Linked DNA regions of Homo sapiens: region 1 is linked to region 2. A link is a contact called in ENCODE Hi-C data. All regions are on one chromosome and are shown on one strand. The core of a region is the stretch at or near the end of the contact, and the rest is flanking DNA. Distances in the headings are between cores, read along the strand shown.

The links. Hi-C counts contacts between places; a loop is a spot of excess contacts on that map. Pooled maps may share reads with other maps.
Region 1: a loop to region 2 is called in a map with no recorded cell type, with 10 times the contacts of the local background. The contact joins two enhancer-like sites. A Hi-C loop is called at or near these places in 2 of 37 single-sample maps with no recorded cell type and 4 of 50 pooled maps.

Annotation. Positions count from the first base shown.
Region 1 is chr20:10,508,319-10,514,639 of GRCh38, forward strand. The region is part of intron 2 of SLX4IP (SLX4 interacting protein); the gene reads left to right. Among named protein-coding and RNA genes, the nearest start is that of SLX4IP, 76 kb to the left of the region's middle. RefSeq lists enhancers at 3,103-3,582, 3,323-3,617. Within about 2 kb of position 3,318, at least 29 of the 41 ENCODE cell types and tissues checked have a DNase peak (open chromatin) inside an H3K27ac peak, as active enhancers do.
Region 2 is chr20:11,452,835-11,458,771 of GRCh38, forward strand. No RefSeq gene overlaps it. Among named protein-coding and RNA genes, the nearest start is that of LINC00687, 410 kb to the right of the region's middle. Within about 2 kb of position 2,742, at least 8 of the 41 ENCODE cell types and tissues checked have a DNase peak (open chromatin) inside an H3K27ac peak, as active enhancers do.

The DNA of each region.
Region 1 (6,321 bases), core at 2,068-4,567, 940 kb before region 2:
CTCTTTATAGCATTCCTGTAGCATGATTTGTCCTGGGTCAGTTTGTCCTTGCCCCTGTGATATCTTCAGCAAATGAGCTGCTCAACAGGGGTGACCCTTCCAGATAACTGAGGCTTATTCCTTTATTATATGAAACGCTTTTGATAGAAATGATCCTGAAGTATCTCACAGATTTACATTTCCCTGTCTTCTTAAATGAGGTCTATTAGCCTTTGATGTGGGTTGATCAGGATTGTTCTTTTCAACAACAGTTGCTATATCCATTCATGCTCCCGGGGGCTGCTGGCAACTTGCTCCTACAGTACATGGCCCAGACTGCTTTGCAGAGTATGTTGCTTTAGAAACTCTTCTGCCTGCTTTTGCTAACTTTACTGGTTCTCCTTCTCCGTGGGCTGGCAGCTATCCCTTCTTGCTGTTGTCAGTGAGCCTGCTTCTAACTCTGCTTCAGTTGCATTTCTCACTCTTTATTTATGAGTTCCATCCGCTGGGGCCTGGGAAAGGAGATAGTCAAATTAAGTAAATTCTGGGTACAGCCAAAGACGACTCCCAGTGAGTGGCTCTCCACTGAGGGTTCCCTGCAGACCCTGGGGCCTAACTTGGGGTGTCTGTTAGACATCCCAGCCTGACATTTTGATACTGGCTGGCAGACACATTTGGATTTATGGCCTTCCCAAGAGAATCATGCTGAGGTCAGTGCTGCTATGTGAGGCTCTGTAAGCATTCCTTAGTAGCTCTGTGATGGGTTAATCTCCCTCCTCCCACTCCGAGTCAGGGTGTCACTCCCTTTCCCCTGTGATTCTACCCACAACGTCTGACCTAGTGCCAGGGGCACGGAGTCTCTTTTAACTGCCATGGTAGTTGGCATCAGGTTGTAATTCAGCATTAGGGTACTCTGACTGTGAAATTGTTGTTCCCGGGTCTTTCAATTATTTCTGTTATTCAATTATAAAGATAGTGGGGAACATGGAGATAATCTCATTCCAGCTTATAGTTTTGCAGTTGAAGAAACTAAAGCCCTGAATGGAAAATGACTGAGATCACCGAGTTGATAGTCACCAGCAGAGCACCGTCCCCACTGTGGAACAGTGACCACCATGGGTGAAATTGCTCTGATTTTGGGCTGTAATTTATCTGAACCAGTAAGTTGGACAGCCTTGGCAACACTATAAAGTAGAGGGTCGCTCTCCTGTACCTCATTTCCCAAGTGTGGTAGGATATCGCCTTGATACAGACCAGATTCTCTTCCTGTTAAAGAAAAGTAGTTTGCAGCTGATTCACTATGTGGACGAAGATCCATCCAGAAAGATGTTCATTGCAGCATTGTTTACAGTGGTGAAAAAATGGGGACAGTTGGTCCCGCATTGGGATGATGAATACATTTTTTTTTTTTTTTTAAGCCACAGAGTCTCACTTTCTTGCCCAGGCTGGAATGCAGTGGTGCGATCATAGCTCACTACAAAGCCCTGGCTCAAGCAGTCCTCCCCTTCGGCTTTCCCAGTATCTGGGACTACAGGTGTGTACCACCATGCCTAACTATTTTTTAATTTTAAAAATTTCTTTAGAGGCAGGGCCTTGCTTTGCTGCCCAGGCTGGCCTCAAACTTCTGCCTCGGCCTCCCAAATTGCTGGGATTACAGGTGTGAGCCACTGCACCAGCCTGATGAATAAATTTTGACACAGCAATATAATAGAATATTATGCAGCTATTAACATTCTGTGTACAGAATTTTAAATAACAAGGTCATTGAAAAAGTCACTGGTCATTTTTGAGCCTAATGTTATAATATTAAGTCAAACAGGCAGAATTAAAAGGAAGAATAACAATATAATTTTAAATTTTTAAAATTTCCTTTTTAAAAGAAGAAAATGGTCAAAGCATTTACTAGTCACTCTTCTTGATTGGTGAAGGGAAAGAGGCTGTGTGCCGTCCATGCACTGGATACTACATCTGTCATGTCTGTGACACTGCCATGTGGTTTTTACCCTTGATTTGTATTCAGACTGAACAAATGATCCCCAAGCCCTTAGGGTGCTAAAGAGTGCATGAGCCATACTCCTTGTGGCCACACACACCTTTCATCCTGGATAATGGGCAGCTGGGGCCACAGGCCCATTGTGCAGTCAAGTATCTTGCTTCCTGCTAGTATCAGCGGGGAGCACGGAGCCCTGCTGGTGGAGCCTGTCCAGCTCTACTAAAGATAGAGCAAGCTGCAGTGAAAGAGAGCCTGGCCATGGCCTTAGGTGCCTTGCAAATTATTGTTGTTATTATTATTATTATTATTATTTTTATTATTTTTTTTTTTTTTGAGATGCAGTCTCGCTCTGTCACCAGACTGGACTGCAGTGGCGCAATCTCGGCTCACTGCAACCTCCACCTCCCGGGTTCAAGTGATTGTCCCGCCTCAGCCTCCCAAGTAGCTGGGACTACAGGCGCCCACCACCATGCATGTCTAACTTTTTGTATTTTTAGTAGAGACAGGGTTTCACCATGTTCGCCAGGATGGTCTCGATCTCTCGACCTCATGATCCACCTACCTTGGCCTCCCAAAGTGCTGGGATTACAGGCGTGAGCCATCGCACCCGGCGGTGCCTGGCAAATTATTAATGGGCCCAGGGTGAATGGACGCAGCATGAATTGGGCACACTGTACCTTTGAAGGACCCTGCCAGCCAAAACCACTGGGCCTGTTGTTGGAGACAGGGCCGCTTCCCGGGTGACTTTATCAGAGAACCTGGCTTTGGTGCCGTGTTCTTGTCCCTCCATTTACCTTTTTGGCAAAATGGAACCAAGTTGTGTCCTTATTCTGTTCTGAGTTGATGGTGGTCCTTTAAAACTTAAAAAGTTTGCAATATGTTGTTCTCATAATCTGCTGACACCTATTTACTCTCTGGTGTATCCTACATATTTCCCCGTTCTTAAGATGGGGCTGATGGTGTGCGTTCCCAAAGCTTTCTTCATCATAGTCTCAGATAAAAACACATGGCACTGGCAGTCTTAGTCAGATCCTCACTCTCCTGCAATCCCTTCTGAATCCTCCATGCCATGGGGCTCACACTGCCCTAGGGATACTGTCAGGGATGTTGAACTCCATGAGACTGTCTGTTCACCTGACTCCCAGGCAGACAGTAAGGCGATCAGGCTTTTCCTTAAGTTGAGCTGAAAGCTGAAATCTGCCTCCTTGAAACCTACCTCCAGCTGTTTTAATTTTGCCAGCAGAGTATGTCCAGCTCTTCACCAGTAACAGCAAGCACAAATGACTAATTTAAGAAAAGCAGTACAGCAGCTGGACGTGTTCCATCTTCTTTGATGCTCACCACCTCCCTGTGAGGAAAGTACTCTTACTACCCCAGCTTCGCAGATGACACTTGGAAAACGTAAGGACCCACAGTTAGGTGGCCAGACTGAGAGCAGAGTGCTGAGTCACCACACGGTGCTGACTCACCCTCTTCACGTGACAGCCCTTCCTGTGTGTGGAGACCACAGTGGTTTTCTTCTTCTCTAGTAAATAGTTGAGTTCCTTTGACCATTCCATGTGTAATAATGTTCATTAAGTATGAAACTAAAATTTATTGAAATTTAACATGAAATTGTTGCATAGTAAAAACTCATGCCTATCATAAGAGAAGTAATTTGGTATTTTTTTCTTGTCAGATAATAGCATACAAATGTGAGATTATGGGATTGGAAAGCAATGTCTCTGAGTTACTTGAGTCTAGAACAGGGGTTGGCAAAATTTTTCTGTAAATAGCCAAATAATACATCCTTTAGACTTTGTGAGTGATAGAGTTTCTGTTGCATTAACTCATCTCTGCCATTATTGCACAAAAGCAGACATAGGCAATATGTAAACAAGTGAGCATGGCTGTGTTCTAGTAAAATGTTATTTGCAAAAACAGGCAACAGCTGGGTTTTGACCTTGGCTTATAATTTTCACTTAATGGGGTTTTTCTTGATAATGAGAAAGAATTTACAAGTGGGTGCTAAGTAGGAGAATCCTAGATGTTTTGTTATAATTATTAATAGCACCCCTTTTTAGTTTCAAAAATGTCTTGGTCAATAAATTAACGTATTGTCATCCTGGTATTATGTCACTTTAAGTATTTTTTTTTAAAGAGATGGGTTTTGCTCTGTCAACCAGGCTGGAGTTCAGTGGTACAATCATACCTCTTCTGGGCTCAAATGATCTCCTGCCTCAGCCTTCCAAGTAGCTAGGACTACAGCTGTGCCCCACCATCCCTGTCTAATTTTATATATATATAGGTGTGTGTATATATACATTATATATATATAAAATATATATAGTATTATATATTATATATAGTATATATAGTATTTTTTATATATAGTATATATATTGTGTATATATATTTTATATATAGTATATATAGTGTATATATATTTTATATATAGTATATGTATTGTGTATATATATTTTATGTATATATATACACACACACACTCTATATATATATATATATATATATATATATATATATATATATATAGTTGTTGTTGTTATTGCCTAGGCTGGTCTTGAACTCCTGGCTTCAAGCACTTCTCCCTCCTGCCTTAGCTTCCCAAAGTGGTAGAATTTCAGGTGTGAGTCACCACACCCAGCCACTTTAAATTTCTTAATGAGACTAAGGTGAAATAGAAACTTTGGTTTATGTCCTTACCATGGTCAGTCATTTTTTGTTACAACAGAACTTTTCTGCATCAGGTGACTTTTCCATAGATTTCTATCCTGTCCTAGTCCAGGAAGAGGTCCTGGCAGTGAAGGAAAACTCAAGGAGGGAAAACGAAGACCTCCTAGAGGAGCATCCCTAGCTTACTTTTTGGGAGTAGTGCCTGTGTGCTGGACACTGTACCAAAGGCTTTATATATGGCCTATCTTAGGAAACAGCTGCTAACCCCAGGAGTTAAGTATGATTATTATTTCAGTTTTACTGACGAGGAAACTGAAGCACAGAAGCTTAGGAAATTTGCCTAGGGTCACAGAGCTGGAAATTTGGTTTGGATTCAGGCCTACACTGTCTGGCTCCAGAACCCAAGCTGGGAGATTGAACAGGTGTGAAATAATTAAATCTAATAAATCAGTCAAATCAAAGCAGGAGAAGATTGGGATGAGGTTAAGAGGTGGAAGACATACCTCTCATCCTATCCATCTTAGGTACAAACATCATGGAAGTCGGGGGTATTAGCTGCACCTTTTCATTACAAAATCCTTAGGCCTGCTGGTTAAGAGAAATCTCAGGGCACTGGAGAGACTTGAGGGCAGAAGATGCCAGGTGGGCAAGGGCATCCTTGGATTTAGGAAGAGTAGGAGGCTGCCTTTTGCATTAGAGCTGCCTCTGGCATTCCCAGGGTTTTGTCTGGCTGGGCCCAAGGGCTAGAAGGACTGGAGGAGTCCTAGCTGTGCCTATCACTGGCCATTGCCCCTCTGCAGCAGAGTAGTCAGTATGCAGCACAGCATCTGCCTGGCACTTAAGATGTGCATCTCTGTGGGACACCTGTGGCTTCTAGCGAGGACAGTGGAGGGAGAGTGGCCCACACTAGTCTCTGGACTCTTATACTTTAGGCCCCCTACTTCTAGCTCAGTGATTTAAGGAGAACACCAAGTTGTACATAATTTTCAAAGGGAGGGGAGTTGCCTTCTTTAGATAAACCTATGCCAAAAGGAAATCTTTAAAAATAATTCCCATCAGCTCTTATTATTTCTGGGTGGTATTTTTTTGTACATTTTCCAAAGCAGTGACCCTAACCACAATGAGGACAGTCATTTGGAGCTTTTGCAAGCTACTCATTCAAAGAAAAGTGCAAAGAAGGGTGCCTCTAGGTTTGGTTACAAAACTCTACCGGGGAGTGGGAGGTGAGAGTGGGAAACCGGTGAATATGCCTCCTGGCCCCAACTTTTTAAAATGTATCCTTTGAGGTGTATTCTATTTGGTGCATTTTCCCAGATTTTGAATGTTGCCCCAGGACAACTGTCTTAAGTTCGTTTTGGCATCAGGACAAATGAGAGGATGTTTCCTGTTTGCCTGACTCTTGCCCCAACTTCTTTCTCTGTTCTGTTAAGCTCTTGGCTAAATTCTTTCCTCTTGTATTCCACATTTTAACTGACATTAGGGCACCAAGTGCAAAAATCTGCAAACAGTTAGCTTTCCTGTTTGAGCATTCTGGTCAGATTATGCTGAAGTTAAAGTTCTTGTAGCACGGAAGGATCACCCTCTGTACAATGCATTAAGTATTTAATAACTGTACTAATAATTACAAACACTTTTAATGGGCCACTTGGGAGCCTTAATGTGGTTAAAAAATGTAT
Region 2 (5,937 bases), core at 1,492-3,991:
AATAAAAAAGAAAAGAAAGAAACAGCAATCAAAAGCAACAGAACACAAAGTAAAGAAAAAGATAAATACAGAAAAAAATGAACAAAGGGGTGTCTTGGTTCAGGTTCCTTAGAAGCAGGGCTTAAAACAAGAACTCAGGTGTGCATGATATATTGAGGGAGGACTCGTAGAAGAAGAGAAGAGAGAAACAGGAAGAGGTAGGGGTGTAGACTGAGATGGAATCTAGCCTTAGCCTGATGCAGTGGTAAGCTCTGGAGCATGACCTGAACAAGAGTTGGTGTTAATTTGAGGCAAGAAGACTGTCCTTTCATACTTCAGTGTTAGTTGAGCTTCCTGGATGGGGGTTAAGGGAGAATAGCCCTCAGGCTGATGGCTCTTGCTGAAAGCAGTTCTCTGAGGAGGGAGCGGCTGTGAGCCATTAGCAGCCCACTTACAGCAGCAAGGCAGATGGGTCTGCAAGCCAGCAAAGAATATCTACAAGACACCAACAGTATCCACTCCAGGGGCCTATTGGAGTGATAGCCAGAAATCATCCTCCTTGCCAAGAACCACTCTGCATCTCTCACTCCTTCATTATCTACGTGTGGGATAGATTAATGTGGCCTAAAGCAATGGGCTCTGAAACATTGGTCCCTTGGAAGGTTTGGAATTGCATTTAAAAATTCCCATCCCCTATATCCTAGTAAATTCTACGTTTAAATCGATGTCACCAGAGAAGATCTTCCACATGTGAACAAGAAGACAGGCCCAAGGATGCTTGTTGAAGCATTATTTGCAATGATGAAATAAGATAACATTCTGAAGGTTCACCAATGGGGCAACAGGAAATGAATTGTGATGTGTCATTCCCTAGATCACTGTGTACCAGATAAGTGAACTCACTGATACATATAGAAAACCTGAAGTTGAATGAAAAAAGCAAGATGCAGTGCAATGAAAATAATATGGTATATGTAGATAACATTTTTAAATATAGGCACAAAATATTGTTATGCTTTCATCTCATACACACATACATAAATGTGTTATATATAATACATATTTATTTGTCAAAATATTTTTTAAAGTTTAAAAGAAAATATAGCAGACTCATCAAGGAGGTGAGAATGAAAATGGAATTTGGGATGAGGTCAAAGCGTTTTCAACTATATCTATAATATTGCATTTTTCTAAAAAAAAAATTTTTAAATTTTAAGTAATTAAGCCCCTAAGTAATTAAGCATGCAAGGTAAGGTACTACTAGGAAGTATGCATGTGAGGAACCAATGGGCCAGGGTGTTTTAGCCCTGACCTTGTACACATCCAGTCTGGCTTCATAGACACATGTTGCAGAATGGCAAGGAAATAGTTGGGATAGCAAAGGGTTCAGCAAGAGGTCAAATGGGACAAGGGAAATAAAGAGCAAGATGAAGACTCTGAAGAGGAATCCCCTACTTTCATAGATATTTCTAGAACCATTGTTGGCCCCAGTGACACAGTTTACCAATCTTCAGTTATAGCAATGCTGTTCCCTATGCATATGTACCTTAATCTTACAGATCATTTGTTTCAGGCATTTTTTACTTGATTAGTTTCCAATACATTGTTTAGATTTCTTTAGATTCGGAGAGAAGGCCCAAAACATAAAACAATTTATAATTAGAAGTCTGAAGCTATAAAAGTCACCTAACATTTGTGCATACTATTTTCAAAGATGTGGAATTGTGTTACATACTTAAAACAGCATCCTTCTAAGTGTATTACAATGATCTGCTTTACTCAAAGTCTACTGATCTCTCAAAGACTCCTTGATCTCTCAATATGTTTTATTTTATATAATTCAAAGAGAAAACAAAGGAGGATCCCTTGGTTACGTATCTTCTGGAAATATTGGGTTACAGCTAATCATCTTTCTGTATTGTCTGACTTCTCCAAATCTTTAATATTCCACAGTGGGCTGTGAATGCACAAGTGTGAAACATAGTATGCAATATTTCCCTAACCTATTTGCACAGAGAATTATTTGTTATTGGGGCTTTCCTCCCCACACCAGACTTTAGAAAATACAGACCTAGAATTTAACCAGTAGATCAAATGAAACTTTAGTTTTATGTTTAAAACAAAGTTGAAAAACACGCTTCTCTAATCACATGAGTGTTTTTCTCTTTGGATTGAGACTCCTCTGCCCAAATTTGTATATAGCTTAGTGTGTATAACAGGGGAGGGGAGGGATTTCAACTACTCCTTGGAGCTGTCAAGTACTGAATCCCACTGATTAGCAAGGAGTTTCTCTCAACGTCTGAACAGCTTCTTGCCCTGGAGTAATATGTCGCTGAGTCATAGGGAAACATTGCTTGGTAATAATTGATGTACAGCTAAATCTTCTAAGCACTTTTTAACTATACAAATGCTTCTTGCCCCCACGAACAATGAACAAGAGAAGAGGCTTCCTTTTAACTTTAAATTAACTAGCATTTCAAAGAGTTCCAGAACATCTTTCAAACTCACTTCTCTGAGGACATCTAAATAGGACCAGTGACTCCCTGAAGGCACCTTCTACCCCAGAGCTCTGTTTCCTTTAGATACTGAAGTACAATAAAGTTGCTTTATAGTCATAGAGGAAATAAACAGGCTGCTGTTCTCAAAGAATGCGAAGCCCTTACCTGTGCCTTGAAGATAGGAACGTTTATGAGTCCCAGGGGACAGGGACAGCCCCCGGATGTGAGTAGTTTCCAGAGAAACAAGTTGATCTGAAGTTTTTCCTGGAGAGTTGGAAAATCTGCCACATGTCATCCAGCGCTTATTTCTTTGGTGGGTTTTACACTTGGGTGTCATTCAGCAGTTTTATGAGAGCAAGACAATGGATAGAGAAGCCATAAAAAAAATTCTTCTAGTTCTTTAAGGTATGAGTCATCTTTACCATTGAAACCTTTGGTCACAGCCTGAATAGAAGAGGCAACATGCACTGCTTTTTTTTTTTTTTTTTTTTTTTTTGGTAGGGGTGGAGGGAGAAGAGTTTTCAAATGTGTTGCTTCCATTCAGGAGGGAAAGATTATTTAGGGATCTATTGATTTTTCATATGTGGTTTGATTGCATTTTCCCTCACTTGAGTTTCTGGATGTGCTCATAGATTGAACCTCAGTTATGTGGGAACTTTCAGTGTCAGTTTCTAAGAGTAAGAGGCACGGCAGCATTAATTTGACCTTCTCCATGATAAGGGATCCATTTTAGAAACAGTAATAATAGCTCACACTTGTTGAACACTTATTTGTTGTCAGGACCTGATATAAATGTTTCATATGTCTTTACTTATTTAATGTGCATAGCAGCTACAATGCAGTAGTTGTGGTAGATTGTGCAAAAGTGGCTGCAATTCTCCAACCTTCCCTGTATCTGCATCCCTTTGCAATGTAACTGCAACTCCTTGCATCAAGAGATGAAGTCAATATCCTCACCTTCTAAATCTGGGCTAACTCCCTCGTGGCTCTGTGATTAGAGGTGCTGGCTGACCTTGGGTGGCCCCAGATGGATGGCTCCTCTGGCTTCCTCCACATGGTCTCTTATCCTTCAGCTAACTAGCCCAGGCTTGCTCACCTGGCTGATGGACAGGGTCTAAGAGAAGAAAGACAAGGGCAAGGCCTTTTTGAGGTCTAGGTTCGGAAATGCCACAACAATACTTCTCCTACATGCTGTCAGACAAAGAAAGTCATAGTGGCCAACCCAGATTTGAGGGGTAAACAATAATCTACCTATTGATGGGAGTTGCCACAAAGTCACACTACAAAGGGCCTGAATACAGGAAGAGCCATTTTCCCCCATGGGTTTCAAATGACCATGAGAATCCACATTGCCATCATCTAGAACAGTAAAAAGTGAACTAATGATTAATACATTCAAACATCAGCTCTTCATTAAGTTGCTTCTGAAGTGGATACTGCACAATCTTGTAAATGATTATTCATGGTCTTTTCACATAAGTCACCCAATAGTTTGACATTGTCTTTCAATTTTCTCCTTTATATCATTAGTTCCTTTACTTTTAAGGCAGACTTGGACAAAATTCATTGTTTATTATATAATAAGTATAGTGAGTATACCACTCCAAAGAGGACTGGACAAAGCAAGAAGACAAAAACCTGATGCAGTGCTTTTCAACAAGAAGGTACATATTAGAATTACCTGGGGAATGTTCTCAAACTTCTTTCCCTACCTCCATTCTGAGGCATATGTTTATTTCCAGGGCAAGGAAGATGAAGACAAGCACTTGTGTTCAAACAAGCCCTTGGATAACTCTAATACGCATTTCCTTCACTTCTCCTCCTCAGTTAAGAATGTCTGCCTAACAATTTGATGGAGTTGTTTGAATACCTTTGATAAGGTGAAATTATTGTGGCAGTATAATTAGAACAATGTGTTTTCATACAAGCTCTTCTATGTTATAGCTAAGAAACCTTGAGAAAGTCACTGGTCTTCTGGGAGCCTCAGTTTCTTCATCTCTAAAATGGGGATCATAATAACTTGCCCATCTCAGAGGCTCAAATGAGATAATTAGGAGAAAAAAAGTGCTTTGCAAACTGTAAAACTCTAAAAAACTGAAAGGAATAGAAACGTTTAGTAACTTCCCTTAATTATGCCAAAGCCCTGCAAGTTAGTCTAGAGTATTCTGTATGAAATATTCTAAAAGTGAATCCTGCCATTTCCTGACAGGCGTCAGTCATTTATCTTTCCCATGATCTCTCTGAATGAGACTTTCCAAATCTAGTTAATTCCTATCTTTTAATATACACCACTGTAGTGTTGGAATGCTGCCGGAGATTTGGAAACGGGCTCAGAGATGAAGTTAAGAGGTCATTTTGCTGTTACTGTGCACTTACCACAAAAATGTGGCTTTGTGGTTATTCGACAAAAAGGTGTAATAATTACTTGCAGTGACTGTATAGAGGCATGTTTGAAAAACAGAATTTTAGAGGAAGGAAAGTCAATAACTTACATGTGTGCTGTGAGGAGGGAAATAGAACTAGAAATAGTTTGGAGACGGTTGCTTTTCATAGAGGAGTAGGATCAGACAGATGGGGGGCAAGTTGAAGAGTAAGCTCCCTGAAGGTTAACAGCTTCTCAGTTTTGTGGACACACACACACACACACATCTGAAATTTGATCCAGATTATAATATATGTGAAAAGCAAGTTGTGAGACAGTGTATATCCTTAGATTTCACAAGCCATAGGTAGAAGAGGCCACCACTGTGTTGGAACCCAATATTCTTTCTCAGCGGTGGGAGCAGGACCACCATGTGTACCATTCTATGGGAGCCATCTACACCACAGGCTGAGTGTCAGCCTTGGGTGGGAGAGACACTTATGTGTACATCATTTACACAAAACGATGGATAATTGCCACATTTCAAGTTACCTATTCCATTTGAAGTTGTGAAAGGTAAATGTTTTCACTTCTAAGAAAACTTTGCCCTTTTCTCTCATTTCAGAGGGAACAACACAGAGACTCAGAAAGGATAATCCACTGTCTCTGGTCCCACAGCAGTTGAACCCAGGTAGATAATCAGATCTGAATTGTTCTGTTTTTTTTGTCAACATGTTTCAGAAAGTTATGGTAGCCACCAACTGAGCTATTTCCTAATCCCCTTCTGCTAGAAGTGCCCCTATGTTTGCTCATTACGGTGTTGACGGTTATTTCACTTCTATACTTAGGGGGCCTTCGGGGATTCTACCGGCGACTTCTCAGAAGCCGTATTTATGCACTACCCAGAAGGAAAGGCCTGCAGTGTCTAAAATAGTTATAAAATGTCTGTGAGATTTGAGTGGGGTCTGCTTTTTTCTCCTTTCTTTTCTTTTTTACTCCCTCTGCCTTGTTTCATTTTATGACCACTCACTGGTAAACTGACGCTGGAACAGCAGGTTGAAATGCCTTTCAAGCGCTTTGATTGCCACCATGAAAACA